3 separate regions of the Mus musculus genome follow, and regions 2 and 3 are each linked to region 1. Evidence: chromatin loops called from intact Hi-C (ENCODE). Cell type or tissue: heart. All regions are shown on one strand. Links, peaks and the distances in the headings refer to the core of each region. The heading gives the core; the rest is flanking DNA. Region 1 overlaps Pdzd7 (PDZ domain containing 7). Region 2 holds the start of Slf2 (SMC5-SMC6 complex localization factor 2). Region 3 holds the start of Sema4g (sema domain, immunoglobulin domain (Ig), transmembrane domain (TM) and short cytoplasmic domain, (semaphorin) 4G).

Evidence for each region. Peaks named below come from ENCODE experiments on the same cell type or tissue, not always from the same donor. Only the 100,000 strongest peaks of a DNase experiment are listed, where the experiment ranks them.
Region 2: it touches region 1 in a loop (4-fold over the local background); 2 of 42 quality-filtered maps call a loop at or near these places.
Region 3: it touches region 1 in a loop (2.1-fold over the local background); 8 of 42 quality-filtered maps call a loop at or near these places.

The regions. Positions count from the first base shown.
Region 1 is chr19:45,027,642-45,035,641 of GRCm38, forward strand. It overlaps Pdzd7 (PDZ domain containing 7), which reads right to left. Exons shown (of 16, transcript NM_001195265.1): 9 at 5,994-6,044; 10 at 5,371-5,546; 11 at 2,557-2,648; 12 at 2,339-2,430; 13 at 2,099-2,170; 14 at 1,083-1,682; 15 at 738-838; 16 at 1-333. Among named protein-coding and RNA genes, the nearest start is that of Lzts2, 14 kb to the left of the region's middle. In heart, for the core only: CTCF peaks have their summits at 2,625 (motif pointing right), 3,380 (motif pointing left), 4,384 and 5,227 (motif pointing right); DNase peaks (open chromatin) are centred at 490, 2,610, 3,300, 4,290 and 4 weaker places; H3K4me3 peaks cover 560 bases; H3K27ac peaks cover 1,199 bases; H3K27me3 peaks cover 371 bases.
Region 2 is chr19:44,925,741-44,935,853 of GRCm38, forward strand. Slf2 (SMC5-SMC6 complex localization factor 2) reads left to right here and starts at 5,379. Exons shown (of 20, transcript NM_001081225.2): 1 at 5,379-5,710; 2 at 8,372-8,415; 3 at 9,193-9,926. The coding sequence starts at 5,571. In heart, for the core only: a CTCF peak has its summit at 5,308; DNase peaks (open chromatin) are centred at 2,611, 5,221 and 5,831; H3K4me3 peaks cover 3,302 bases; H3K27ac peaks cover 4,713 bases.
Region 3 is chr19:44,983,901-44,994,013 of GRCm38, forward strand. It overlaps Sema4g (sema domain, immunoglobulin domain (Ig), transmembrane domain (TM) and short cytoplasmic domain, (semaphorin) 4G), which reads left to right and starts at 5,444. Exons shown (of 15, transcript NM_011976.1): 1 at 5,444-5,457; 2 at 8,238-8,738; 3 at 8,834-8,982; 4 at 9,220-9,282. The coding sequence starts at 8,615. 4930414N06Rik (RIKEN cDNA 4930414N06 gene) reads right to left here and starts at 650. Exons shown (of 3, transcript NR_040294.1): 1 at 575-650. In heart, for the core only: a CTCF peak has its summit at 5,162 (motif pointing right); a DNase peak (open chromatin) is centred at 5,451; H3K4me3 peaks cover 2,267 bases; H3K27ac peaks cover 1,651 bases; H3K27me3 peaks cover 717 bases.

The sequences.
Region 1 (8,000 bases), core at 1-8,000:
TATAGGGGAGAGTTTAGGGATACTTTGAGGGACCTTTAGAGCTGAGCTGAGAGACTGCTGGAGTTGCCTAGCCTCAGGGGGAGGTAGCTGGGTGAGAATCCGAGCATCATCAACAGGTCCAAGGGCGGAGGGACAGTCAGGAGCAAGGCTCTGGTCCTTAACAACTCGTAGGTCAGAGGCTAGGGGCAGCAGGCCAGGCCCAGGGACCCTGACCACAAGTTCCATAGGTTCCCGAGCCTTGTTTCGGTAAGCCCTGCGGATGGTGTCCACTGCTCGCTGGTGGGTTACCTGCTCCAGGCTTTCGCCATCCACTGCCACCAGCTCAAAGCCAGCCTGGCACAGAGATGGAATATTCAGTTCTGAGTCATTCCCACCCACCACCCAACCTGAAGGCAGCGGCCTTTCACCTCCACCAGCCAGGACACTCCTACCCCATCTGGGTGCAGGGAGTGGACAATAGGACTTTTGTGCCTGCAGCTGTTGGGGGCAGGGTGGGGCACAGACAATGGCCCTTTGTCCCTTGGGAGGAGGTAGAACAGGATGGGCCATTCTCAGGCCAAGGCTTGCATGAGGGGACACATTCTTCTCTAGGACTGCCCATCTTACCGGCCTGACCCCCATACTCCCAAGCCACCTCCTATGACCTGGTCTGAACATGCCCAGTTGGAAGTGTGGAGCGGTCTTGAACCCTGCTATACTTAAGTCGCAGGCCTAGAGAGGCTTAGCGCTTCACGCACCTGTAGATCCCCGCAGAGGAAAGCTGCACCTCCGGGAAAGATCTTCTCTATCTTCACCATGGGCTGCACCTTGGACTCGATGCCCCCAGAGATGCTAATGCCTGGGCAAGATCCAAAGCAGAGTGACTACAGTCTTACCCTAAACCTTGAGCTCCCGGGAGGATCCTAGAATCCCAGCCCCAAGTCCAGTCCCGCCTTCTTCCCATCTCTGGCTTCTGTCTCAAGTCTCAACCTCCAAACAGATTCTCCAACGATATACCTTAGTACTCAGATTCCTTCCCTGGCCCACCAACCTCCCTCAAACCCAAGGAGTCTACCCTGCTTAATAGTGCTCCCAGGACTCACCCAAAGACTGCTTCATCTTGGATAGTGTGATGGTCCTCAGCGCTCCAGTGGAGACATTCCCGACTGCTTCCTCAGCTATCCGACCATTCTCCAAGGGCCCTTGCCTGGCTCCCACTTTGGCCACCTGCCCATCCAGAAGTCGTGGAAGCAGGGGCCTTGCTTTCCGAGGCCTGTGGTAACGCCCGTTGGCTGTGGCAGCAGTGGCGATGGGTGCCGGGGAAGGGGAGCGCCTGCGCCCAGGAGACTTGCCTTGACCTCGGCTGTGGCTGCGACTGCGGCTGCGGCTGCGACTGCGGCTGCAGCTTTGGGCTGGGGTCTGGCTCTGGTTCTGCTGAGTGTCCTCTCTGCTTAGGGGTTCTGTCAGTAGCCAGTTAGGCCTGGGAGGTCGGGGAGCCACAGGAGGTGGCTGGGGAGGAGGTGCGCATGCGCCTCGGCGTAGCGAAAAGGCATCAACTGGCACGTCTTGTAGAGGGGGGATTCCCTTGTGGTGAGGAGCAGAGGCACCGAGGGAGACCTTAAGGACCCCAAGCTTCTCCCTTATCTCTCCGTCTTCATCCTCTGAGCTGTTCACTGGTAGCAGGTAAAAGCCCCCACGGCTATCTGCGGAACATGGTCAAGGCTAACTGGCTTTTCTTGACCATCCCTTGCAGACCCTGCTGCTTACTGTTTCCTGTAGGATGCCCGAGTGTGTGCAAACAAGGTCTAGATTTGCTCAGAGTTAGGTGCCCCATGGTAAAGGGGCACTGGGTCAGGTGGACAAACATGACCTATTATTAATAGTATTTTGTATTGTAATACAGTTCTACTTTGGCAGAGCCAAGAGACCAGATTTAAAAACACGTAGTTTTGAAATGTCCTGTACGGGGATGTGTGAGTAACATGGCCTGGAGGACAGCGCTTTCTTTCCTGACTACAGTCAGTGACCCTGCTCGGAGGCAAGGATGGAAGACCTGTTCTCCCTGTTCCAATGTCCCCAGGGTTGTCCCCTTTCCCCAGGTTATAGGACTCTGACTGACCAGGCACAGGGGTGATGAGGTGACGTTTGGGTGGCGTGTCTTGCCTGGTAGGTCTCAAAGCAGAAGGCCCCACTGGTTGGAGAAGAGAGCAGGTCAGAGGTCAGACACCCCTGCCAGGCTCGCAGATAGCTTTGCCAATGAGCCACCCTCCACTCCCACCCCACCCACAACTAGAGCTCAGGAGCCAGAAGTCCCCGCCCGCCCCCCCAACCCCCCACCCCCGCTGCACACACTGCTGACCTGCCCTGCTCTTAAGAGCCTCAAAAGCCTCCAGCTCCACAGGCATCACCATGCTATCGAAGCGGCCAAGGTCTGTGGGGGCCACCACGCTCCTGGGGAAGGCAGGGATGTGGGGTAAGCAGGGCTTGGTTCTAGGGGGTGCAGTCATGGAGAAGCTTCAGTCCTAGGGTCATTCCGTTCCCCCGGGTCGTACCCCCCCACCCCCAGCCTCTCCCAACCTGATGTCCCTCAGCAACAGCAGCTTCGTGGGCCTGTCTAGGATGGCCAGCAGGGGGCGCACCAGATCCTCCACACCACCCTCATGGACATACTGCATTTAGAGACATCACAGGTCAGACAGCAGCAGCAACTCTAGCTAGAGCTGGGTGTGGGGAAACACCAGGGCACACAGAGACCCTGGAGCCCATCGGCCATCTTCGCTCTAGGACAGAGTCGCCCTATCCAAGGTCCACAAGTTGGTGTGTCAGTGACCTTGTGGATGCATGACCTTGTGAATGCCTGGAGTGATCCACAGATCTGCAACAAGTACCAACATCAATAATGGCATCTGGACAGGCAATTCTAAGCCTTTTACATGCAGTCTTTCACTTCGCGGCCACTCTGAGATGATTCCTGTTTTACAGATGAGGAACCGAAGCTCAGGGAGAATTTGCTCAAAGCCACACAGATAAAGACGTAAAGGAAAAGCAAGAACCCAAGACATCTTCCTATTGCTTGCCCTGGGGCAGGAAAAGAATGTTCAGGTGCTGGACTCCCCCACCTCCACTCCCACCTCTACCCCCACCCCCACCCCCAACGCTTTTGCCCAGGCAGAAGGAATGAATGCGAGCCCAACACTAGGCTGTGGTCCTGGCGGTTCCCACCCTTTGTTCAGGGTTAGAATGGTGATCTTGGCAAGCGGATGGCTCTACAGCCTCTCTAGTCAGTACCCTTCTGCCTGGTACGGCCTGGATGCCACCGGCCGGGATGCCACACCCCTTGGATTCTAGAAAACGAAATACTGGCAGCCAAGTTACTTGGGCAGCACACTGCCCCCTGGTGGTGAAAGGAAGACAACTTCAGAGAGCTCCTTGGATTGTTACCACGTATGGACATAGACACAGAAATAGCTGGCCCTCTGGCCATTAGCATGAATCATCAATAAATATTTAGGAATAAATGAAAAAGTGTGTGTGTCCCTAACCTACACATATGCTTACAGGACTCACATCAACAATACACTACCATATATGTGCATATCCCTAAAGTCCACAAACACAAGATCAGCAGCTGGGTGGCAAAAGAGACACAATGATAAGACCCTCTCCCAGAGCGTCAGGGACTCTGGTGGGAACAGGGACAGATGGCCTCACGTGGCAGTCATCCGTAAGCCACGGACCGCAATGAGACATTATGAGTTTCTGAGAAGGGTGAAGGATCGTAAGCAAGGGACCACTCCGCCAACGCTTCCAGGGTGGACACAAGGGGCAGCACAGAAGCTCTGAGGGCAGGCAGGATAGCGAGGTAACAAAGGTTTCATGTGGCATCAAGGGCTCATGGAGACCCTCCGGCAGGGCTGCACAGGTTGAGAACATGGGACTAGCACCCCCTAAAGCTATGCGGCTCATAATTGACATCAGCTATGTGGTGGCCCTGGAAGATCCCAGAAAAGTTGGGGATGGCAGATTGGGGTGTCACACCAGGTAAGGCCTAGAATGTGGGAGAAAGCAACTTGTACTCTGTTCTGCCTCATGAGGGAAGAATACCTCTGCATCAGTAAGAGAGGTCTTTAAGTTCCTGGCCTGAGGGATGTGGATGGACAGCTCAGGGGAGAGAGAGGAGATTCAGGCATGCCGCCTTAATCACTAGGGAACTTTGCCTCTCTCTCAGACCCGGGCTCTGTTTCAGAGGGTATGGGTGGGGCATTGGGTTGGCTGTGAGCAGTAGGTTCAGCCTACAGGGTAAATAGAACCACAGTGAATGAAGTCCTGGTTTGAAGAAGGCTGGGCAAAGGATGGGTGTGGGAAAAGGGGCTGGTCAAAGATACAGACACAGAGCCCCTCCTAGTGGCCATATCTCGGAGTTGCAGGCTCACCAGAGCTGGAGCACACCGCTCACTTAAAGTTCAGAACTGAGGACAGAATTTAGCTCAGAGCCCATGATAGGGCCCTCCATCTGCATTTCTATTGTAAACCAGATCTTAGGAAAGAGAATGTGTGAATGACCCCATCTTAGCCTTTGAGTGATACTTCATCATATATGGGTACATACATGCATGCTATGCACATACGAACATGTGTGGCATGTCAACACAACACTTCACAGACATGACAGTGTACACATCACAATAACAACACACAGCCCCGTCACAGTCCAGGTAAAGTTAGGAACAAGTGGCTTTCTGAAACTGCCCAGATTGCCCCCCATGTGCAACAGATGCATGGCCCTCCAGGAAACCCACCACAGGACCCTGGGAGTCCTGGAGACAAAATGATAGTAAAGGATTTTACAGTTCTCCTGGAGAGATCAACAGTGCCCCGCAGCCTCCCCAACACTTAGGCTCCAGGGATCCCTCCAAAACTGACTCCCTCTGGTACTGGTCGAAGAGAAAAGAGAGAGAATAGTATGGGTATTGGGGACGGTTGAGATGGGAGCAAAGGCTCACAGACTTGAGAAACAGGAACAGGCCCTTGGCATAAAGCCATGTCTGCTGGCTGTCCCAGGCACACAGCGGGGGAGATGGGAGACAAGACTGGGGGCAGGAGAGAACACAGTCGCTTGCCTACAAGGACATTCCCCTCCTGTTTGTCACCTGATTTCCTCTCCCTTAACTTAAATGTCACCTCCTCTGAGAGGCCTCAGATCTCCTGGGTTACCCACGGCTGCCTTTTCACTGTGCTCTGTAGGACTGGCCACTAGAGGGACTTAGATTCTAGGTATTGTCTCCCTCCTGCCTGAGAGCTTACTGGCCATTGCCCTCCCAGCAACAAGCCCAGGTACTGATCAGTGAACAGTAGTCCGAAATGAAGGCCAGGCCTTGGGCAGAGACTTACCCGGGAGCAGTGGCGAGTGACTGCTAGTACCTCATCGTCTGTCAGCAGCCTCCGGGCCAGGTCCTGAATGAGGGGCCGTCGACTTTCCCAGGCCTGCACCTGCTCATTCACAGTGGGTGCCTGGCCAGAGGGGCTTCCAGACCTGGCGGAGAGCAGGGCCCGGCCCCTCTCCCGGTCTGTAGGGCAGGGGCGAGAGGATGTGACAAAGCTGACAAGAGCTAATAGGGTAGGGTAAGGTAGAGTTTCTCTTGGCGGGGGCGAGGCTCCAAAGAAGCCAGCCAAGAGACTGAATGAACATGCTGGGCAGAATCCCTCTGAGCCCCTGTTCCCAAACATGGCCTTCCCTAACAAACTGCCACCAACAGAGAGCCAACTCCAGCCTCCTTCACTGTCACATTAATCCCCCCCCCAGTTGGAGTATAGACACACTCCCTCACCCCACATCCCTTTGGGGATCCCAACACAAGCCCTCTGTCCAAGTTCTCTGTCCTCCTTATACATTCCAGTAAGCTAGCCAAGTTCTCAGTCTGACTCCCCAGGCTCAGCTCTAAATGAGTGTTGTTCAAAACCGCTAAGCTGACCCCCATCGCTTTACCGTGGGGCCCTTGGGATACTGCCTTTACCTCGTCTTAGTCTCCAGGTGACAAACTTCTGCACAGGCCCCACACTCCCCGCTGTAAGGAAGAAAGAGATTTCAGTTCAGCAGGATCAAGAGTTCCAGTTAGAAGAGGTCAGGGTAGGGACGAGAGCCGTCGAGGGTCTTCAAGGTCATATCCAGCTAGGGACTGACCTTAAAGGCAGTGGGGAGTCGGTGGAGGCCGTGGAAGAGGAGGCAGTATGAACACTGCGTGTGGAGTTTATTTGGCAATGAATGAGGGGAAGAACCCAGGCAACAGCTTGGCGGTGCCTACCTTCAAGAAACAGAGAGGGAAAGAGGAATCGTGGAAGGAGAGAGGCCTGGCCAGAGAAGAAGGCTGAGACCCATGAGAAACCAGCATCCTGGGAACTGAGAGATGAGAAAGCAGACTGAGGAAAGAGGTACCCCTGACTGGAGACCTGTCTCTCCTACTGGCCTGTCACCGGAGGCCTCCAGACACTCAATTTTATTTTTTATTTATTTATTTATTTTTAAGATTTTATTTATTATTATAGTAAGTACACTGTAGCTATCTTCAGACACACCAGAAGAGGGAGTCAGATCTTGTTACGGATGGTTGTGAGCCACCATGTGGTTGCTGGGATTTGAACTTTGGACCTTCGGAAGAGCAGTCGGGTGCTCTTACCCGCTGAGCCATCTCACCAGCCCTAGACACTCAATTTTAAGGTGGAGCAACATCGGGCCTCTCATTCTGTTTGCTTCCACCTACCTACCCAAAGTTCGCTCCCACTTCTGGAAGGAAGCAGCACCCTGCTTGTCTCCTGGGTGACCCCCACCCCACTTCTCACCCCCCACCCCCACCATTCTCATTAGCCCATGCATTCTAACTGGGCTGTGGCCCAGGTGAACTTCGAAATCACCTATCCATCATATCTGGCTCCTGCCTTGCTTTTCTCTTCCACCACAGTCGTTTGTTCAGCATGAGAGAGAAACCCCAGAGGGCCCGGACTGACCCCTGCAGCTGGGACTGTTTAAAAATATTCCTTTAGGCCGGGCGAGGTAGCATATGCCTTTAATCCCAGCAGGAGACAGATGGAGACACATCTGAGAGTTTGAGGCCAGCCTCAAACAAAATGAAACCATGTTTCAAAAACAAACAAACAAAAAAACCAACCAAATAAAAAGCCCCAAATAACAACAACAAAACTTCTCTGCCCCCAGGGTTGCTAAGAGACTGGGGCCATCTCATCTCTAAATTGGCAAAGCCTTCTAAAATAATGGCACAGGCTCTAGGAGGTATGTCTGCTGGTACTGTGTATGCCCTCAGACAGGTAGAAACAGTCACTTGTTGAGCCTGGAGACCTGTGCTTTAAAGCTAGATGGACTTGAGTGTCCATCTGTCCTATGCAATTGTATCAAGGCATCCGTGTTGGCTCTGGTTTCTGAGTCTCAACAGGGTTGACAGGTTTCTTGTGAGGATCCTGAGCTGGGCTGGGTCTAGAACCCAGGGCTAGAGTGCTTGCCTGTCATGTCTGGGGTCCTAAGATTCAATTATCATGACAGGTGGGGGTATGGTGTGTGTGTGTGTGAAAGAGAGAGAGAGCAAGGTGATATGTGATGTATGTGTGGTGTGTGTGTATGTGTGTGTGAGAGAGAGAGAGCAAGGTGATATGCGATGTATGTGTGGTGTGTGTGTGTGAGAGAGAGAGCAAGGTGATATGTGTTGTATGTGTGGTGTGTGTGTATGTGTGTGTGAGAGAGAGAGAGAGAAAGAAAGAGAGAGAGAGCAAGGTGTGATATGTGTTGTATGTGTGGTGTGTGTGGTATATGTGTGTGTTTGTGTGGTGTGAGTGTGTATGGTGTGTGGTGTGGTGTGTGTGTGTGATATGTGTGTAGTGTGGTATGGTGTGGTATGTGTGTGAGTGTGTATGTGTGGTGTGTGTGAATGTGTATGGTGTGTGGTGGTGTGTGTTTGGGTGTGTTATGTGTGTGTGTGGCATGTTTGTATGAGTGTGTGTGCATGCACGAGTGT
Region 2 (10,113 bases), core at 1,300-9,299, 100 kb before region 1:
GGCTAAGTGTTAAGAACCTTGATCGTGCTACACAGAACAAAATCTAGATGTTTGTTTGGAATCCCTTGAATTTTAAATAGTGTTCCATGTCTTTAAAAAAATTACTTAGGGCTTGATAAAGTAATACAGGGCTATAATCCCAACAGTTTGTGATCATGAATTTAAGTCCTAGCACCCACAGAGTAGCTCATAACCATCTGTAATTTAAACTCCAGGGGATCTAGCACCTTCTTCTGGACTCTGCATATTTGTGGTGCAGACATACATACGGGTAAAATACCCTTGCACGTGCACATGCACATAACAACATCGCAGTGAGTTGAAGGGCATTGCAAAAGACTGAGAGCAAATTATTATCCCCAAAGGCTCTCTACAGCTCCAGGGGAGTCACGTTCTTCATGAAGGACAGTCTGAGCAAGGGATGGAAGATCTCTCTCTGTCTGTCATTTTCCCTTCTCATCCATATCTTTCTTGTAGTCACTAGATTACTGACGACCCAAGACAGGTTACATCCGCCTCCCATCTGTCTAGAATGTTATAATACAGGAAGGAGAAGACACACTATCAGAAAACAAACACAAGACAGAACCAGTCTCTCCCAGTATATTCAGTGAAACGTACAGGGCTTTCTCCCTGTCCGCAAGTCAGCATTCAGTTCTTCAGGAAAGACAATCAGCTCTGAGCTCATGAACCATGTGTACTGCACCGGCATTCTCTACCCCATCCTCAGGTAGCAGTCGTTATTGTTTTAATGTAGTCTGTGACTCATCACTTAGTTTTCAAATCCTCTAATGGCTCGCTAAGCATGCGTGAGAAATGCCTGCCTGCAGGCTGGCATCTCTAAAACCAATTATTCCCCCGACTTTGTTTTACGTTTTTAGATGGACAAATAGACTAGCACTGTAGAAATCTGAACTCTACTCCTCCTTCCTATATGCATACACACAAACATAGGTATATATATTACAAAGGGGAAAAAGCCCATAGAAAGTGTGTGCGTGTGTGCATACGTGTGCTGTGTAGTTACATGTTAAAGCCAGAATAGCTGTGATGACTCACAATCCTGGTTCTTAAGAGGTAGAGGCGGAAGGATTGAGGAGATGATCTATCTAGTGAATTTAACAATGGCAGAAACTGTTAGCTATGTCGAAAATTACAAGCCTGCTTCTAATATCTGGGTTTTGAAACATTCCACGGTGGAGTAAGATGACGTAGGGGTCCTTGGCTTCAGGTTTTGCGGTTTTGCTACTCAGTTCCTAGGAAGTTTGCATTGCTTGGCATTATATTAAATTTGGCATCTCCCAGGTAGCCCCTGAAGCTAAACTGGTGCTTTTCCAACACGTTTGCTCAGCCCTGCTGAGTTCAACATCTGTTTACAAAGGTGGTTTTTCCCTTTCTTCCTTCCTTCCTTTCTGTCTTTCTCTCTTTCTTCCTTTCTCTCTCTCTTTCTTCCTTTCTTTCTCTCTCTCTTTCTTTCTTTCTTTCTTTCTTTCTCTCTCTCTCTCTCTCTCTCTCTCTCTCTCTCTCTCTCTCTCTCCCTCTTTCTTTCTTTCTCTCTCTCTTTTTGACTGAGACTTGAGCCATGGTGAGCTCACCTTCCCTTCTGTGGTCTGTTTTTTCTCTGTCAGGCTTTCAAGTTAATTATTTCCTGTTTCTGTGAGTCTGTTCCTTATCCCACCTCTCAGACCACCCTCCACACATTCCTACCCCCATCCATTCCCCAGCACATGGGCCTTTGTCTCTTGGCCTGCCCTTGAGTACCCTCTGAGAGTCTTGGAGTTAATTTCGAAGTATAGCAATCTCAACACAAAAACATGCCTTTCTTGTAAAAGCCAGAAGTTGTGTCCCAGGTTTTCAGCTTTTTAGCAAGTCTTTGTTATGTCCCAATAGTCTCTAGTCTCTTAATGCCTGAGTCTGAGGTACTATGAGAGATCTTGCCCTGTTGGAGGTCTCAGGCATCCTCTCAGGACTCCCACCCTGAGCCTGCCTGTCCTAAGGAGTTGTTCCATTGTTCACGCAACAGTGTTGCCCTTGGTATCTCTCCCGTTCATTCCCTCTCATCAATATCAGAGCCTGCTGGCTTCCTGTAATGCAGGTACAGTGGGCTGAATTGTAGCTCAAAATACTTTCTGTACAGAAGAAGCCCCTGGGTGGGCGGGGCTAGCGATTTGGTTCAGAGTACTAGCTGCTCTTTCAGAGTTCAATTCCCAGAACCCACAAGGTAGCTCACAACTGTCGCTAACTCCAGTTCTAGGGGATCCAGTGCTGCCTTCTTGCCTCTATAAGCACCAGCCTTGCAAGTGAACGCACAGACAGAATACCCACACATATAAAGTAAGTAATTTTTAAAAAGCCACTCCAGGTCCCAGGACTTGGCTTCCTTTCCGTTGCTCAGAAATCTCACCAAAGCAGCCTTTTACAGACAAGTCTTCCTTTCCCCAGCTTCTTCTTCCAGCGCTGCCTGGGGATTTGCTTTCGCTCTCTCACCTAGACTCCAGGACACTGTTTATCATCATGTCCCCTAGCAGTACCTCGGCTTTTCTCTCCTGTCTTCTCACCCCATGAGAGTGCACAGGAGCTCTTCTGGCAGCTTTTACGGTTTCCTGGCCACCTATTTCCAGTCCGATAAGAAGTAAAGGAGGAAGAAAGCCAAAACTGACAAGCTCCCACGAAGCCAGGAATAGCTTAGGAGCATGTGCTTGCCTCACATGCATGCATGAGACCCAGAATTCCAGCCCCAGTGCCTCAAAGAGATACTGACTATAGGTTAGAGTATAAGTGTTTGTGCGTAGTGTATACGTACACACTTAAAGTGAAAACCTGAGTCTAAACACAAAGCAGGGGTTCAACTCTCTTTGAAGGAAAGGGGAGTCTGAGGCTCCAGCCATCTCTATGTTCAGTGCAGCTCAGCCGGCAACTCAAATCTATATGTTCTCCCCGTGCAGCTCAAACAAAGAGAAGCCTTGATGGATATTGAGGATTTGGGCAACTACCTCCCAGTTAAGAAGAGATTTTTTTTTTTTTAAATCGTGCTTTCATTATGACTCCATCTCCGTTTATTGATCAAGGGATTTCTTGCCTCACTTAACTCTGTAATCTGCTGATCAGATTAAGAAAATGTGAAAACTATTGTTTGGCAGCAGGAGCAGAGACCTAAAAGTGACACTTGAGAGGCGGGAGACTCAGATACTATAATTCAAGAAGAGTGACTAATTGATCATGCAGACCATGTTCTTATGCTTTCTTTATTCTTTTTATGCGCTGAGTGTGGAATGGAACAAATCAGATTAAAAGTTTTGTGGCTAGGACTGTTTGGGAGTTCCTAGTGTAGAAATAGCCAGCACAAAGTCATCGAAGGGCCAGGAAATAATCTGCACTAAAAGGCATAAACATATTCAACATAGTTTTGTCACTTACTGTGTTCTTTTCAAATGTAAGGACTAAAAGCAGTGTAGTGAATTCTCAGTTGCAAGCTGCCCTGGGTTTGAGTGTTTCTTCTCTCACATTGTTACTACCTGGTATACAGCTGCGAGTTCTGGAGAGACCCGTGGTTCCTCTTTACCTCCTACCTGCCAGCCTATTGGTCACTTTATTCTCGTTAATTCTTCCTCTTGAGGGATACCAGGAAAGAGAAAAGGGGTGAATTTCAGGTCAGTCTAGTGTGCTTAGCAACAGAAGCAATTCAATCTCAGTACAATAAATTTGGAAGACCTGTTCAATTTTTTTGTGTGTGTCATTTAGGAATTTGCTCCAGCCAAGTGAGGGAACATTCCTCTCAGTTAGAGCCTGGACATTTTTGAGATTGATAGGATTTGTTTTCTTTTCTTTTTTTTTTTTTTTAGTTCCTTTGAGACAGGATCTTGCTACATAGTCAAGGCTGGACTCAATGTCTATTTCTTTCTCTCTTTAAAAAGATATCTTTTATTGCATTCATTTCGTGTGTGTATACGCTGACAGACGTCATAGGATAGCTCACCGCACTGAATCAGTTCTCTCCTTCTGCCATGTGGTCCTGGGTCATGAAAGCAAGTTCCTTTATACCATGAACTATCAGCACAGCCGCGGCCTTCTCTCTTGACCCTCCACCTCCGTCTCCCAAGTACTAGGATTACAATAGGATTACAAGCCTTCCCTAAAAAAAAAAAAAAAACTGGCCGGGTACTGCAGGAAATCTGAAGCCCAAAGGAAAGAGAATCTTGTATTTGTACCAATTACACGAGAGAATCTAAACCTGTTTACATTGCTGGGTTTTATTACTTAAAATTACCCAGAGAAGATGGGCAGTGGTGGCCCACGCCTTTAATCCCAGCATTTGGGAGGCAGAGACCGGCCATTTTTCTGAGTTCAAGGCCAGCCTGGTCTACAGTCAGTTCCAGGACAGCCAGGGCTATACAGAGAAACCCTGTGTGTGTGGGGGGGGGGGGGGGAAGTGGGGGGGACAAGGGAAATTACCCAGAGAAGTGAGTAACTATACCCATTCTATACACATGGGAAGTGAAGTTTTAAATTACTCTGACCAGTTCCTCGGTCTGCAAAAAAACCCAGCTGGAGAGATAGCTCAGTGGTTAAGAGTACTAGTTGCTACTTCCAGAGGTCCTGAGTTCAATTCCACCAACCCTAAGGTGGCTCACAACCTCATGCTCTATTGTCATTCAGGCATACATGCAAATTGAGCACCATATACATAAATAAAAACTTAAAGAAATCCAACCTAACAGCCTCTTCAAAGCACAAGTCCTTTACTGATAAGGAAAAGAAGTCTATGTGCTGCGACTTCATGGGGAAACCCATTAGAGACAAAACGCTTTGACAGAATAAAAATGTCTAATTCAATGACTGAGTGCTCCCCCGCCCCCTCCCTTACAAAACAAAACAAAACAAAACAAAAAAACGGAACAACTATATCACAGTATAGAAGATCCCTCACAGAACGGTCAAATCACATTATAAGAGAAGGAACAGAAAGGAAATGGTGACAGCATTTTGGCCTAAGATGCCAAAGTGACTATGAAATATTAGGGCAGCTGTAGCACAATCGTCACAAATGTTGGCCATCTTCACTACAGACAGCTGCAGGCTCGGTTTTACTTCTGCAAATCTCACCCCTAGCCCTCGATCAGGCGGCTGTCGCCAGCTGTCGTAACACCCGCCACTGCCTCTTCTTTCCCACTCCCACGCACCGGCCAAGGCCGCCGCGGCCCCGACGAGGAGGCGCGCGCCCCAGGCGCACGTGACGGGCCCGGGGAGGGCAGTTTTCAATCTCCCCTCCCCCTTCCAAAAAACCCGCCCTCTCCCGGCAGGCGGAGGCTTTCTATTGCGCTACCACCAGAGTGACCCTCAGGTCAGCCAATCGCGACGCGGCACCTCAAGAAAGGCCCGCCCCCTGATGGTCCTCAGGTTCCTTCCCGCTCACACCGGAGTCACTTCCGAAGAGAGAACCGCCATGAAGAGAGTAGGGGGTGCCGCCCACCTCTGCACCGACAGCCTCCCCGAGTCCCAGCAGCAAGACGGCAACCACGCACCCAGCTTCTCCAGCCACAGCTCATGCCGCCGTCGCCAGCGGCGCCGACATGACAAGGCGCTGCATGCCCGCTAGGCCAGGTTTCCCCTCATCCCCAGCCCCGGGGTCGTCGCCCCCGCGCTGCCATCTGAGACCCGGTAGTACCGCCCCTGCTGCAGCGGGAAAAAGAACAGAGAGTCCTGGGGACAGGTACAGTGCAGAGGGCTTGAGAAGGGGCCGGGTCGCGGGGGCACGGGTATAGGGGAGGACTACGGACGGCTGCTCTTCAGTTCCCGCCATCCTCAGCGAGCTCAGGCCTTGATGTTCTGGGGCCTGCAAGCCCTCGCCCCGCCTCCGCGCGGGGGCTTCTGGGAGTTGAAGTCTCCTTTTCTGTAGTTGAGGTGTTGCTTTTGGTCTAGTGACCACCAGCCTAGATGGCTGCGGAGAGCCCGCTTTAGGTAGAAGGTTGTTTTTCTCCTTTTCGAGCGCTTGCCCTGGGGCCCTCCCTTCTCGAAGCCTCTATTTAGATCGTTCTGATCCTGGTGGTTTCTTGAGTTTAATTATGTAAGATGTGATAAGGAAAACCCACGAATTACTTAATAGTACAGTGTACACGACCATTCATACTAAAAACATTTTTGGAATGCGCCTGTTTTCTCTTTGAGTGACTTTCTCCCTCACCAACAGACCTTTCTTTTTCTATTTCCTTTTTCTTCCTTTCTTTTTTTATATGGTAAGGATTTTCTGGGAGCTATGTAATGATGGAGAATTTCATCATATGACATCCTCTGACAATAAAACATTCAAATTATCTACGAACTTGGTACTGTCTTTTTTTTTTTTTTTTTAAGAATTGGTAACAGACGTTTTAAGTTTATGCTTTAATATTGTAGCACAGATTCACAATCCTTTATCTTAATTCTGAAGGACAGAAGGCTGTGAAAAACAACTATTTTCATTGCTTCCTACCACAGCCGCCTTGGCAGCCAAGCCAGGTTGATCAGAGCTAATATAAGGTTTGTGGGTGGTACTGAGTGTGAGTGTTGATAAGCTTTGCTGGAGAAATAGTAATATTTTGGCTACAGGTTGCAGCGCCAGATCCTGCTGGGGGCTGCACATAATACATTCAAGTTATTTCCCCTCCAAAATCCAATAAATTGAGAATTCTAACACGTTTGGTTCCAGCACTTTCAGATTAAAGGCTTGTAAAACTGTCATAATTTTTTTTAACCAGTTATACATAAGTAATGGATATTTCTGTGTGCTTGAACTTAGGAAACAATTATTTTACCTCTACAGAGTTCGTTTATAGTTTCATGGTTTACCAAAAGTCATTTTTCCATTCAGGTGTATTGGAGAGTAGTATTAGATTTAATACTTTAGGGGAAGGGTATGATGTTAATTTTTAGTAAAAATATAAGTATATCTTGGTTTTAATTTGCTGCTTCTGGGTTCTTTTGCACCTCTCCACTGCCAGAAATAGGCACATCATGTGTCTTCACTAGTATTTCTTCCTTTACTCAGTGGTAGAGTTAATTTACCTAATGTAATTGACTTTCTGTAAACAAATGCATGTATTCTCCCATAACCTGTCACTCATCATTTAGGTTCTCTCAACATACTGGTGGAGTCTAGGTAAACCAGGAAAGATGGTCACTGCTCTTCTAATGCTACCAGTAAAATGTACACTAGAGAAGGAGATCAGCCTTGGGTTTGGATTGCTCAGGCTGCCGTCTTGAGTACTGGCTCAGTGGAGGAATGTTCAGGGATACTGCTTGTTGGCTCTCTTTCAAACATGCATGAACAGATCAGAGTATAGGTTCAGGAAATAATTGTATGCCCATGTTAGTGTGTAGTAACCCGTACATATTATTAAAGCTGTTTGATTTTTTTTTTTACTTGTTAACTGTCCAATTTCCTTTTTATTTTACTTAGGTAGTATGATGCTTTTGTAAAAGTATCTTAAGTTTTGTTTTGTTTTAAGTATTTTACTTATTTTTTATGTGAATGAGTGGTTTTGGCTGCATGTATATTTGCACCATGTGTGTGCCTGGTGCTAGGAGACCAGAAGATGGCATCACATACCCCTGGAACTGGAGTTAGTCATTTGTGAATAGCCATCTGGGTGTGGGGAGCCCTGGCTTCTTTGCAAGAGCAACACATGTTCTTAACCACTGAGCCATCTCTTCGCCCCTTGAATCTTTGCTTTTTTGTTCTGTTTTATTTTGTTTTGTTTGATTTGCTTTTCAAGAAAAGGTCTCATTGTGTAGCCCTTACCAGGCCTAGAATTCACTCCATAGACCAGACTGGTCTCACATTTACATAGATACATCTGCCTTGTCTCCTGAGTACTGGAATTAAAAGGTGTGTGCTACTGCTCCTGGCTAATCTTAAGGAATCTTAGATCTTTAAGAAGAAAGTTTGAAACACAAGTTGTGGCTCATCCTAGCTTTTGCTGTTAGTTTAGGATCTTATAAAACATAAGAGATCAGTGTAAGAGTCACGGCTGATCCTCTCTACCTTTGCCTTGCATGTTCCTTTTCAGATCAACCCAATTGTTCTCTTTCCCATCTGCTGTTCTGCTCATGTTGCAAGTCTCTGTTAGACAGGTCTGTGATCTCTAGTATTTATCAGGTTTCTGTTTAAGTCTCAATTGTGTTTATAAACTTAGCAAAAAAATGGCTATATATTTTTTTAAATTTTCCCTTGTGGCTTAGCAAACTATGATTGACATTTTCAGTACTTGATTAGTTAAATAAGAAAGTGGAATTCAGCCCGTATTATATATCTAACACTCACGACTTGATCTAAAGTATTGAGGTTTGAATATTTGGTGTTGTGATGTCATATTAGCTGTGCTTTTATTTTCAGGAAACAGTCAATCATAGATTTCTTCAAGCCAGCTGCAAAACAAGGTATGCATGGTAATGTATTTTTGATGGGTTGTCTTAGAGAGCCTCCAGACTTTTGATTATACTGTTCAGGATTAAGAAATGTTTGTTATAATGAAAATGTGCTCAACAGTAAACCATCTCTTCTATAGTCTTTTTTTTTTTAAGATTTACTTTATGTATATGAGTACACACTATAGCTGTACATATGGTTGTGAGCCTTCATCTGATTGTTGGGAATTGAATTTAGGACCTCTGTTCACTCCCACTCCAGTCAACCCCACCTGCTCAGTCCCTGCTCGCTTTGGCTCAAAGATTTATTTATTATTCTACATAAGTACACCGTAGCTGTCTTCAGATGCACCAGAAGAGGGCATCAGATCTCATTACGGATGGTTGTGAGCCACCATGTGGTTGCTGGGATTTGAACTCAGGACCTTCAGAAGAGCAGTCAGTGTTCTTACCTGCTGAGCCATCTCAACAGCCCTCTACATTCTTAACATTAAAAAAATTCCAGCTTATAGTGCTTATATTATTTGTGTTCTCTAGTAAAAAGCTCACAAAAAAAGCTATAGTGAGCTTAGTTGATGTAGCAGAAGGGATTCATGAAACTTCATAAAAGATAACCCTATTTCTTAGTTTCTCTCATTCCCCCAAAATATATTTTATCACCACATATTAATTGGATTGAATTTTTTAGTAGCTTCAGTACAGTTAATAGCTAATATAAACATTAATAGACACATCAGTTTATTTTTAATAATGTGTGATTTATATGTGTTTTAATTGTGGCTGTTTTAGACAAACATATGTTGGATTCGCCTCAAAAATCAAACATCAAATACAGAGGAAATGGATTATCCATCACTGGGACAGAGCAATTTGAAAGGAAATTATCTTCACCAAAAAAACTTAAACCTAAGAGGATGTCATCAGAAGAAAGTCCTATTTTAGAGGCTTTCATGAAAGGTGGGAAGGAGCACCACAAAGATCGTGGTGTCCATGAGTCACGGCGGCCTTGTATGTCTCTAAGCAAATATTTACCCAAAGGAGCTGGCATCTATGCTCCTTCCTCTTATCGATTGCCCAAAGAGATCAAGGCACAGAAGAAAAAACACCAGTCTCCTGAGAGAAGGAAGTCACTGTTCATTCATGAAAGTAACAGGGAGAAGAATGACAGAGATCGAGGCAAGAACAGTGAAGACTCCAGAAAACAGGCCACAGCCACAGAAGGTGACATCTTCAAGCATAGCTCCAGAAGTATTAGTAGCAGAAGCAGCCTGTCCAGGCACCATCCAGGAGAAAGCACACTGGGGGCTAGGTTCCAGCTGTCATTAGCTTCTTACTGCCGAGAGCGAGAACAGAAGAAGTTGAGAAAGGAACAAATGGAGCAGAGAATCAACTCGGAAAATTCTTTCTCAGAAGCAAGCAACCTTTCCTTAAAGTCGTCTGGTGTAGGGAAAAACTGTAAGCCGAGGCATGAGCATAGCAAGCACACTGAGGCTGTACCTGGGAAGAGTAATCTCTCAACTCTGGTATGTACAGTAACTACTGCTGTACCATGCTCAGACCTAAGTCTACAGATACTTATTAACCCATAACATAGTTAAGGAAATAGAGGTGCACAACTTGGGCTGATGCTGGTTTCATTAGGTTATCTCTACTCTTCATTGAATTCTATATGTTTATTTTATTTATTTTGGTTTTTTTCAAGATAGGGTT
Region 3 (10,113 bases), core at 827-8,826, 43 kb before region 1:
GTTCTTCCAAAGGTCCTGAGTTCAAATCCCAGCAACCACATGGTAGCTCACAACCATCGTAATGGGGTCTGATGCCCTCTTCTGGTGTGTCTGAAGACAGCTACAGAGTACTTACATATAATAATAAATCTTAAAAAAACAAACAAACTTGTTTTTAGCTTGATGCCTTCTTTTAATCTGTGGGAAACGGAAACGGGCACAGCTCTCCACAGTTTATGTTTACAAAACCCAATTAATAATGTGCTGTGTGCTTTACAGGCAGGGTTTTTTGTTTTTTGTTTTGGGTTTTTTTTTTTTTTTTTTTTTTTTTTTGGTTTTTGAGGTAGGGTTTCTCTGTATAGCCCTGGCTGTCCTGGAACTAACTCACTTTGTAGACCAGGCTGGCCTCAAACTCAGAAATCCGCCTGCCTCTGCTTCCAAAATGCTGGGATTAAAGGCGTGCGCCACCACTCCTGGATTGCAGTCAGGAATTTAATAATCTCATTCTTAGCTCATCCTGCACATCCGTTTGGCTGCTCTTGCCTACCTACGTGTTAGGGTTTGGTGGTGAACAACACAAAATCATGGCTCTTACCTGATGGTATCGGGGGAAACAGGAGAGGAAGAAATACCCTTCATCTGGGTGTCTCTAAAATTCTAGAACCCAGAATCAAGAAAGGTGATGCCATACAGTGCAGAGCCACTTGTGACCTGGCAGGTGGGTTTATGACATGCCAGCTGTGGAAAGGCTGACACTCATAACAAACCTAGTACCTCATAGAAGGCTTAGGCATAGTTGCCAGGCCCCCAGTGCTGCAGCTGTTTTCTCCTTTAGGGTAAACTAGGTTGGAAAGATGGATGCTGACAGCCCAGGTAGAAGTAGACAGGTGCAAATACTAGGGATAGTCGCGGTGTTTGAGGAAAAGACCTAGGCTTGGCCTCAGGTCCCAAGGTTCACCATACTGGCCATTTGACCTTTGTTGGCATCTGAGTTTCTTCTATTGAAAGGAATAACTCTATTTCATGTTTTGTGAGGATTCACATACATGGCAGTAACTCAGCACAATGCCTGGCATGCAACATGAACAGAACAAAGGGAGGCAAGATGGAGACTAAGATTGTAATCACCTTTATCCCAGCACGGAGGAGGCAGAGGCAGGCAGAGCTCTGAGTTCAAGGACAGCCAGGGCTACATGGAGAAACCCTGTCTCAAAGACAAATTTAATGGAGCTGGAGAAGATCAACAGTTAACTGGAGATTGCTCTTCCAGAGGCTCTGGGTTCAAAGCCCATCACCCATGTGATGGCTAACGAATGTAACTCTAGTTCCAAAGCCTCCTATGCCCTCTTCTAGCCTTTACAGGCAAAACACCCATGCACATAAAATAGTTAATTTTTAAAAGAAAATTGACCAGAAGCAGCCATCTGTGGGTGTGCTTACTTGTAAATCAGGTCTTATCTTCCAACAGTGATAGCTGGAGAGTATTGTACCTTCAGACTCTGGGAACTCTGGATACTTCCCTGTTCCTGCTGCCAAAAATATGTTAAATAAATAAACCATGCATGTTGGCCTGGTGCAATCACTAATACCGATGATCCCAGCACATGGGAGGCAGAGGCAGGAGGATCACAGATTTTGAGGCCATCCTGCACTCAGACACAGTTTTAATCACCCAGCATGCTTGACGGTGGTGGATGGTTTCCCAGCATCTGCAGACATGTTCTGACACTTCCTTCTAGCTAACCAGGCCTGGAAATCAGGAGAAGGCAAACCAGAAGGTCCAGCTTTGGATCTAACTCCAAGACAAGTGGCTAGGATTCTGGAAAACTTTAACTGGCAAAACAGGCTTCTGGGGCACAGTAAGATTACAGCATTGTTGGATAGGTGTCAGTCGCTACTAAGGAAGTACCACGTGGCCAAAAGATCACACTCTCCATAAGGAGAGTGCTGAACAACAATGGCAAAGCAGGAGCAAAGGCCACCACAGTGAACAGGAGACAGGGCATCTTGACTAGGGCAGGTTTCTCATGCCTCAGGGACCTCTATCTGAGGTCCTTCCTCTTCCTGTGTCACCAATACAATGTGACTTTTGTGTGCCAGTCCTGAGCTCTGTGTGTGTGTGTGTGTGTGTGTGTGTGTGTGTGTGTGTGTGTGTGTGTGTGTGTGGACACCAGTGTCAGACACACTCAGGTGCTTTATTTTACAGCAGAACTGGGAAAAATACATTAGCAAAAGTGAAGTTCATTTGTGTTCTCCAAAGGATTTTGAATGGCATCCTTACACAGCTCCCCTGTGAAGCAGCTGGCAGTGACGTGGAGGATAGGTAACACCCCACTTAACAAATGATCTGCCTTGTGTCCCAGGGAAGAAAGTCACTACTCTATTAGAACTAATTTTTTAAATTTTGTTTTGTTTTACTTTTTAGATAAGATCTTCAAGCCCAGGCTGAGGCTGGTCATGAAATTGTATAGCTAAGGATGACCTTGAACTGGCCCTCCTGCCTCCACAGCTGAGATCAGGCGTGTCCCACCAAACTTGTTTAAATTAGTGCTAGCTTATTGGTTTTGGCTTCAAGTCTTATCTCTTTGACAGAAAGGAATTTTCCTTTTATCAGCTTGTGGCACAGAGTAAGAGTTGTCAGTTAAGGGAGTTTCCTATAGAAAGGTGGGATGCTGAGCTCACGTAGGAAGAGAAGAGAAAGGAATGGATTGTGTACTGAGTCTGTCTTACCAGCAGTACTGATGGAAACGCCCATGGCAGTTTCACAAGTGCCATCGTAGAACTTGGCTTCGAAATCACACATTTGAATTATTATAAAGGAAACCCAGTGCTGTGTTTCGCATGCCTTGGACTCGGGTAGAGAAAGGATGAAGAAAGGATATGCACACTCATAGGGAAGAGCTGGGACAGGGTGGGCCGTGCTCACTGTGATGGAGCAGCACTCAGACACCAGCAACTGGATCCTCGGTGGGGTGTATCATGGACAGCACAGAGGGGAGTGAGCTCATCTCTGTAGGCTGTCTCTACTGGGGAGCAAACTCAGATCACAGTCATGCAGGAGGAGGGAGCTGAAGTTGCTAGATTTTGCACACACTGGTCAATTAGTCTTCATGGCACACACTATTGTACTTGCACAAGCTCCCAACATCTGCACGGGACCAACAGAAGGATCAGGCCACCCAAAGACATCTGAGGTATTGGGGTCCCTCCACATTCACTCAAGACTTGGTCTGTACTTTACACGTTCACTGGAGGCTTCCTCTGCTCCCTCTAGCTCAGTGAGCTGCAGAACCTGCCACACTGGCCTACTTGCTTCCTCCTGAGGGAAGTGCAATCAGCACAGCAAGTGCTGACTTGGCAAGCCCGGCTTTGTAGCCTAGTGGTCCCTGCAGTTTCTCCACAATGCCAGGTACCAGGTCTGGCCGTCTTTAGCCCTCTTCCTTCCAATTCACTTTCTCACAAAGCCTACAGGTGTCCTTCAGCCACGATTCAACCTATACGGAAGCTCTCAGCTTTTCTGATGTTTTTCCAAGCCATTAGCTAACTTCTCTCCCCTCTGTCTTCCACTAAAAACTCCCCTTTCTTGCCAGATCAAACCCACCAACCTTTTGTATGTCCCTTCTCCTTCCATCAGACGAGCCTGTCTATTCTAGTCCTCTTCCCCAGACTTGCCTGGCCCACCCTTCTTAGACTTCTCCAATCCTGTCCTCCATAAACAGAGTTCAAAACAAGTTACAATCTGCTTAGAACCTGTTTCCCCAGCTATAAAATGAAACTACTACTTCCTCAGCATGGGGTGGGGGCACAGAAAAAGAAGTGGACCAGAGCAACGTGTGTATAGAGTGTGTGCTTGGCTTGGGCAGGTGAGATGGTCTGGCAGACAAGGTGTCTGTCACCAACCCTGACAACCTCTGAGTTTGATACCTAGGCCCCACATGGTGGAAAAAGAGCAGACTCCCTGCAATTTATCCTCTAGGATATCACACATGGGGTGGGGGGTCCCACATGCATGCATGCGCTTTCATACACAATGAATATAATAAACGTTTAAAGTGTGTGTGCACTTTTTAATGAAAACATTTCTCCCAGTCTCCCCCGCTGCACCACACACTATCCTGTTTGCAGAGTGCCAGGAGATATTCTAACAGGGGGGTGGAAGTGTGATCTGGGCCCTTCTGTCTAGCAGTCTGCAGCCACACACACAGTCCAAATTCTGAGATTGTATGAGATTGAGTGCCAAACTGTATGAGCTCTGGGGAATCTTGAAAGAGGAAAGTTTCTTCCCAGGCTCTCATCAGTTTCATACGCCACTAGAAGACGACTTAAATTCCTAGGCACATGCAAGAGTCTGCTTTTTAGACTCGTATTTTGGTCCTCTTTGCCCATCATTATCGTCACGGATTTTTTTTTTTTCTTTTTGAAAGGTGGAGAGGTCAAGGCCAGAGGTCAGGATTCACTAGGATTTAAAGCCGAGTTCATTGTTGCTTTTGTTTTTGCTTTTCTGTGATGCTGGAGATGAAACCAGAGTGTCCTACATGCTAGGCAAACACTGTGCCCTTGAGCCCCAACCCCAGCCCTCGATTCGCTCTAAATAGCACTTGGAAAGGAGAGCCGGAGTTTTCAGAGAAGACCATCGTAAAGGAGTTAGGGAAGAAGGCTGAACCTGGCAAGCACAGAATTTTTGGATACCTGGGAACACTGAAAGTTTGGAGGTAAAATGACGATGGAAAATGATAAACGCAATCCCTTGAGGTGAGCCCGGGTTTGGACTGAGATTTGTTGAGTGATCCATACGTAGTGGCATGGCTTTCTTGTGCATAAAGAGCATTCTCTGTATGCTGTCTTTTCATCCCTTCAGGGCCCCATCTCACCTACTCTGACCTCAAACTGAATAGCCTGGAGGGAGCAGGGAGTGAGGAATCACACCTTGAACTGGGAACCAAGAGCTACGCAGAAATCTGATACTGTCGTCCCCATCAGCACACCCGCTCCATAGACCAAAGGCAGGAGGGCATGGCAAACATGTTTTGCAAGAAGTGAGATACAGGTTAGAGAGCAGAGTACAAGACTCCGGGACCCGGGGGTTACGCGTCCCTGCAGTAGGTAAATGGGAGGGGTCTTAGGACCAAAGCAGATCCGTAGGACCAGCCTGTTTTAGGGCGCACGCGGTGGTAGCCCCCCCCCCACCAGGGGGCGGGCGATACTCAGACTGACTGAGCCTGGAAGAAAGGGGACGCCAGGAGCCGTGGGCCTCGAGCATCTCCCACAAATCGGGTCTATTGTGCGTGGTGGGGGTCGCAAAGGAGGGCGGGCACCCTTCCCCGCCCCCGCCTCTGGCCCGCCTCCGGCCCCCGCCCCACCCCCGGCTCCGCCTCCACCCCGCCTCGCTCCGGCCGCAGCCCCTTCCTCCTGCAGCTGGTGCTGTGGGGCCGCGAGCCGCACGTCGCTGTCTCTATGGACCCGGATCCCAGCGCAAAGGTGAGGGAGGCGGGGAGTGCGGGCGGTGGCGGTGCGGGGGGCTGCGGCCGGGCAAAGCCTTGTCCGCATCCATTCCACCCTCCAAGCTAAGCCAGGCCTTTTTCACCGCCGAGACCCCCAATCCCGCATAAAAGGGTTTAGAGGGGCGCGGGCCAGGCCTCGGGTCGCGCAGGGCGCAGACCGGCCTTCTCGGAGTCGGGGGCGCCCAGCGTGCCCGGGACCCGCGTGGAGAACAGTGTTCCCCAGGATCTGGGTCATGTCTCCTGGCGTCCGGCGGGATCGAAGGAGAGCTTGTCCTCGAGCCGCAGCAGTAGATACTGAGGTTAGATCTGTTCAAAGGAGAAAACCTCGAACTGTCCAGGATGGTGGAGGGTGGGGAAGACAAGGGAGAGGCACCCTCAAATCTGAAGAGATCTCCATCTTAGTGGACAGAGGCAAATACCGCTAACCCCAGGCAGACGGACATCAGGGATGAAGGTTGAAAGCCTATTGATCCTGTGGGAGGGGTCCTCCCCTCCCCAGTTTTCTCCACCCTAGGATCTAACAGAAGATGATCAGAGTTCAGCGGGCAAACCCTGGGAAGGAACCCAAACTTGGAGTGAAGTCTGGGGTGTGAACTGGAGACCTTGAACCCGCTTAGTACTGGGGGGAGGGGTGGCATGCTCCACCCCCTGGCCATTAACTCGGCCCTCCCAACAGGTTAAATGGAGCTGGACGCTTTAGCCCAGTTCTCCAGATCTAGAAATGCAATCTGGGGGAGATGGGGAGGGGGGCGTGTGGAGCGGGGCAGGAAGAGGGCTGCTAAGATAGCATTTCACCTTCCATTTGCTAAACTCGAGGATCTCCTCTCCTCCTCCTCCTCCACCTCCCTGGGTTAGCCATTCTCCATTACAGGCATTCACTCCAGGTCAGAAGACACACACACACCACACACACACACACACACACACACCCCTTGGGGTGGCAGAGGGAGAGAGAGAGAGAGAGAGAGAGAGAGAGCAGGACTTTCAGGAAAGGAGACAGGATTCAGCCGTGCATCTGACCCCAGCAGACACTGTCAGCCACCAAGCCTGCAGCCCAAGTCAGACCCCTTTATGCATGTCATGAGTACTTACTTGTCTCTGCCCGAATGTAACTGTGTTTGAGGACTCAGAATACATGTGTGCACTATGCCTGGCCCAATAGCAACAATTCTGTGTGAATGCCCCCTTTACAAATGTGTGTGAACAAGACCGTCCTATTGAATATCTAGCCCTGCTTGTTCACCTCTGAGGATATATGATCCACTGGATGGATGACAGGTAAACAACCTTATGTGGCCTTGGCCCTTTGTGCGCTCTCTCTCTGTCTCTGACTCTGTCTCTGTCTCTTTCTCTCTGTATATGTGTGTGTGCATGCACATGACTCCTATAAATGCCTGTGTTCTTGGCCCTACACTGTGTACAAGTGTGTCACCGTCTTTGAGACCCACGAATGCCCCTTACTCCGCACTGAGCGGTTCCTCTGACCTAGGATGTCTTCCTCCTGTCTCCGCCTGGACACACTTCCCTAGTGGGAGGACTCACCCTTCAGTGCTGAGGAAACAGGAGGCCCCCCAGTGTAAACAGGTGTGCTTTCACATGGAGGGTACGGCTTGGGCAGCCTGAAACCTCCAGCTGCCCTAGCCCTCAAAACAAGAACTTGATGCCCTTTCTGTGGCTCAGAGACCCTCTCGCTCTCCCTCGTGTGACAGTGCTAACCTTTACCTCTTGAACAAACCCTCCAAATTCTTGCTATTCCTCTGACTAGCTCCAGGTCCCTCCCCTCTCTTTACAGCCGGATGGTTAATATTTGACCCAGAAGGAAAAGGAGAGGCCAGTGACACCCTCTGACCCTGCCTATGGCTGTCTGATGACATTGGGTAGATCAGGCAGCCTCCACATCTGGCCCAGCCAAGGAAATCTCCGGAAGTTCCCTGGCCTATCAATGGCCTCCACCTCAGGCGCGGTTCTAGTCTTTAAGGTGTGTCACGAAAGGTGGCTGCAAGTGTCAGGATCCCGTAGGTCACTGTCTCCATATTGTTTAAGTCTTAACTGGTCTTTCACACCGCAGTCTCCTGCACAGCAGAAATTACACTTGTGCAGCTCAGGGACCCAACTCCCTGCACCTCCCCACCCCCCCAGCCCCTCAAGCCTTTGCTCCCTGCCAGGAGGTAGGTCTAGCAGGCGGGGACTCGTGTAGATACCCAGCCAGAGGGTGCAGTATGGACTCGCACGGGCAAGGCAGAGATGTGTACCCCTTAGAGAAAAATGCCAGAGAGAAGTGTCTAATTAAAGAGAAATTCCAGAGGGAGCTCTTAGGCCGAGGGAAAGAAAAAACAAAGGGGAAACAGAACAAAATCAACAAAGACCCATTAACTGACTGCCCAGGCCTTCCCGCAGAAGGCACCCCCGCAGCAGGCAGCATTGTTGGAGGATCGGGCCTCTCCAGCAACATGGGCCCAAGCAGTCTCCTGACTGGAAGAGAGCTGTTACCATGGCATAGGTTAACAGTAGTCTAGGGTCTTATGAAGACAGCGAGTTTGCCACAGCCTCTGCCCCGAGCAGAGCTGGGCAGGATGCCGTGAGTCTTTCCTGGTGTGGGAGTTCTGTGGATGTCCGGCCTCTGGCTTTCAGGGCCGCCTGAAGTGTGGGTGGTATCGTCCCTCTTAATTCACACACAAATCAAAGGTTTTCCATTTTGGAGGGATTATATATTTATTTATTGTTTTGGTGGTTTTTTTTTTTTTTTTCCTCCTTCAGAGAACAGACAGAGACCTGGAACTTGCCCTGAGACTGGGGGCAAGGTGACCCCTTCAGAACCCTACAGTCCTCCTGGGACCCTACACTGCTCACTCTCCATGGAATTTGCATTTGATACAGAAAGGCACGTGGTGACCCGCCCTTCCCTCTGACTTCTTACCTGTGATTCCATGGCCACACAACCCTGTGGCTCCATGTCCCCCCCATTCCATGATCCTCCATGGCCCCATGACTACTTGACCCCCATGACCTCATGACCCCTGACCCCCATGAGATCACACCCTGGACTTTGAACCCAGTGACTGCTCTTCCCCTCCCCTCCTGTGACTCTCCTGGGCTGCCCTCGGGGTCTTGTTGGTCTGAACTTCCGCAGGAAGATGTGGGGGAGGCTCTGGCCCCTCCTCTTCAGCTTTCTCACAGTAACAGCAGTGCCTGGACCCTCACTGCGGAGACCATCCCGAGAGCTAGATGCCACCCCACGGCTGACCATCTCCTATGAAGGTTAGGACCCCTCCCCCAACCTTGAAACACTATGGCTGCCAGAGCTGGGGACAGGAAGTAGTCCCCAGGTGGCTCACTGCCCCTCTCGTTTCTAGAGCTCTCCCAGATTCGGCACTTCAAGGGCCAAACCCAGAACTATTCAACACTGCTGCTGGAGGAGGCTTCTGAGAGGCTGCTGGTGGGGGCTCGAGGCGCCCTGTTCTCTCTCAGTGCCCGTGACATAAGAGATAGGACTCACAAAGAGGTCAGCCCCTGGCATTTGGTCTGACCACAGGGTCTCCAGCTTCCTGGGACCTCAATTACCTGGTGACCCGCCCCCAGCCTTCCCGACCTCTGGACAGCACTGTCCTTTCCATCCCAGGGCTCATTCTGAAATCCACCTCACTTCAGTTTTCCCCAGTACTCTGGAGCAGCACTGTTTGATTCTCTGGGTAGTAGATATTGAGGTCAACATAGCAGTCTGTCCCTTTCCTCTCACTAGATCCACTGGGAGGCCTCCCCAGAGATGCAAAGCAAGTGTCATCAGAAAGGGAAAAACAACCAGGTATGTGATCTCCCTGTCCCCAGCTCTCCTTTCTTCCTCCTCAACCAGGGGTGACAGAGTTGGAGGGACACAGACGGAGTGGGACAGATGTGCATTCAAGTGCACAACTGCAATGAGTAGTATGAGTGGCTGGCCTTAGGGTAACCCTTGGACTCCAACTATCTGTGGTCGATAGCTTGGCCTGTCACAGAAACTTAATCCCTTTCCCGGGAGATCTCAAAGTATAATCATAACACTAAGTAACTGCTAATAAGCGACAACTAGACCTAGTTCTAAAATAATCTGATGACGCATTGTTATACCCATTTTACAGCTAGGAAAAATGAGACTTTGCCGGACCCCTAGTCTACCTGGTGTTCATGGAAAGACATTAGTCAAATATTAGTCCTTTCTAACTAAAAGGCAGAGTGTCTGGGTTGGGGGTGGGGATCATGTCTGGTTAGGTAACAACCATTTAGAGAGCTTTTTAGGTTTTTTTGTACTTACTTATTTACTTTGGAGTTTTTGGGACAGAGTCTTACTGTATATCCTTGGCTGGCCTACAACTCACTCTGTAGACCAGGCTGGCCTCCAACTCACAAGCGATTTGCCGGCCTGTGCCTTCTGAGTGCTGAATTAAAGGTGTGTAACACCGCTCCTGGCTTGGAGAGATTTTTAAGACTACACTTTGGAAAGAATGGCATGGCTCAGCATAGGCACACACATAGACACACAAAATAAATAGATATAAAACAAAAAAAAATACATATTCTAAGCTAGTTATAGTAGCATATGTCTGTAATTCCAGCCCTTGAGGATAAATATATGCATATGCATATGTATATGCATATG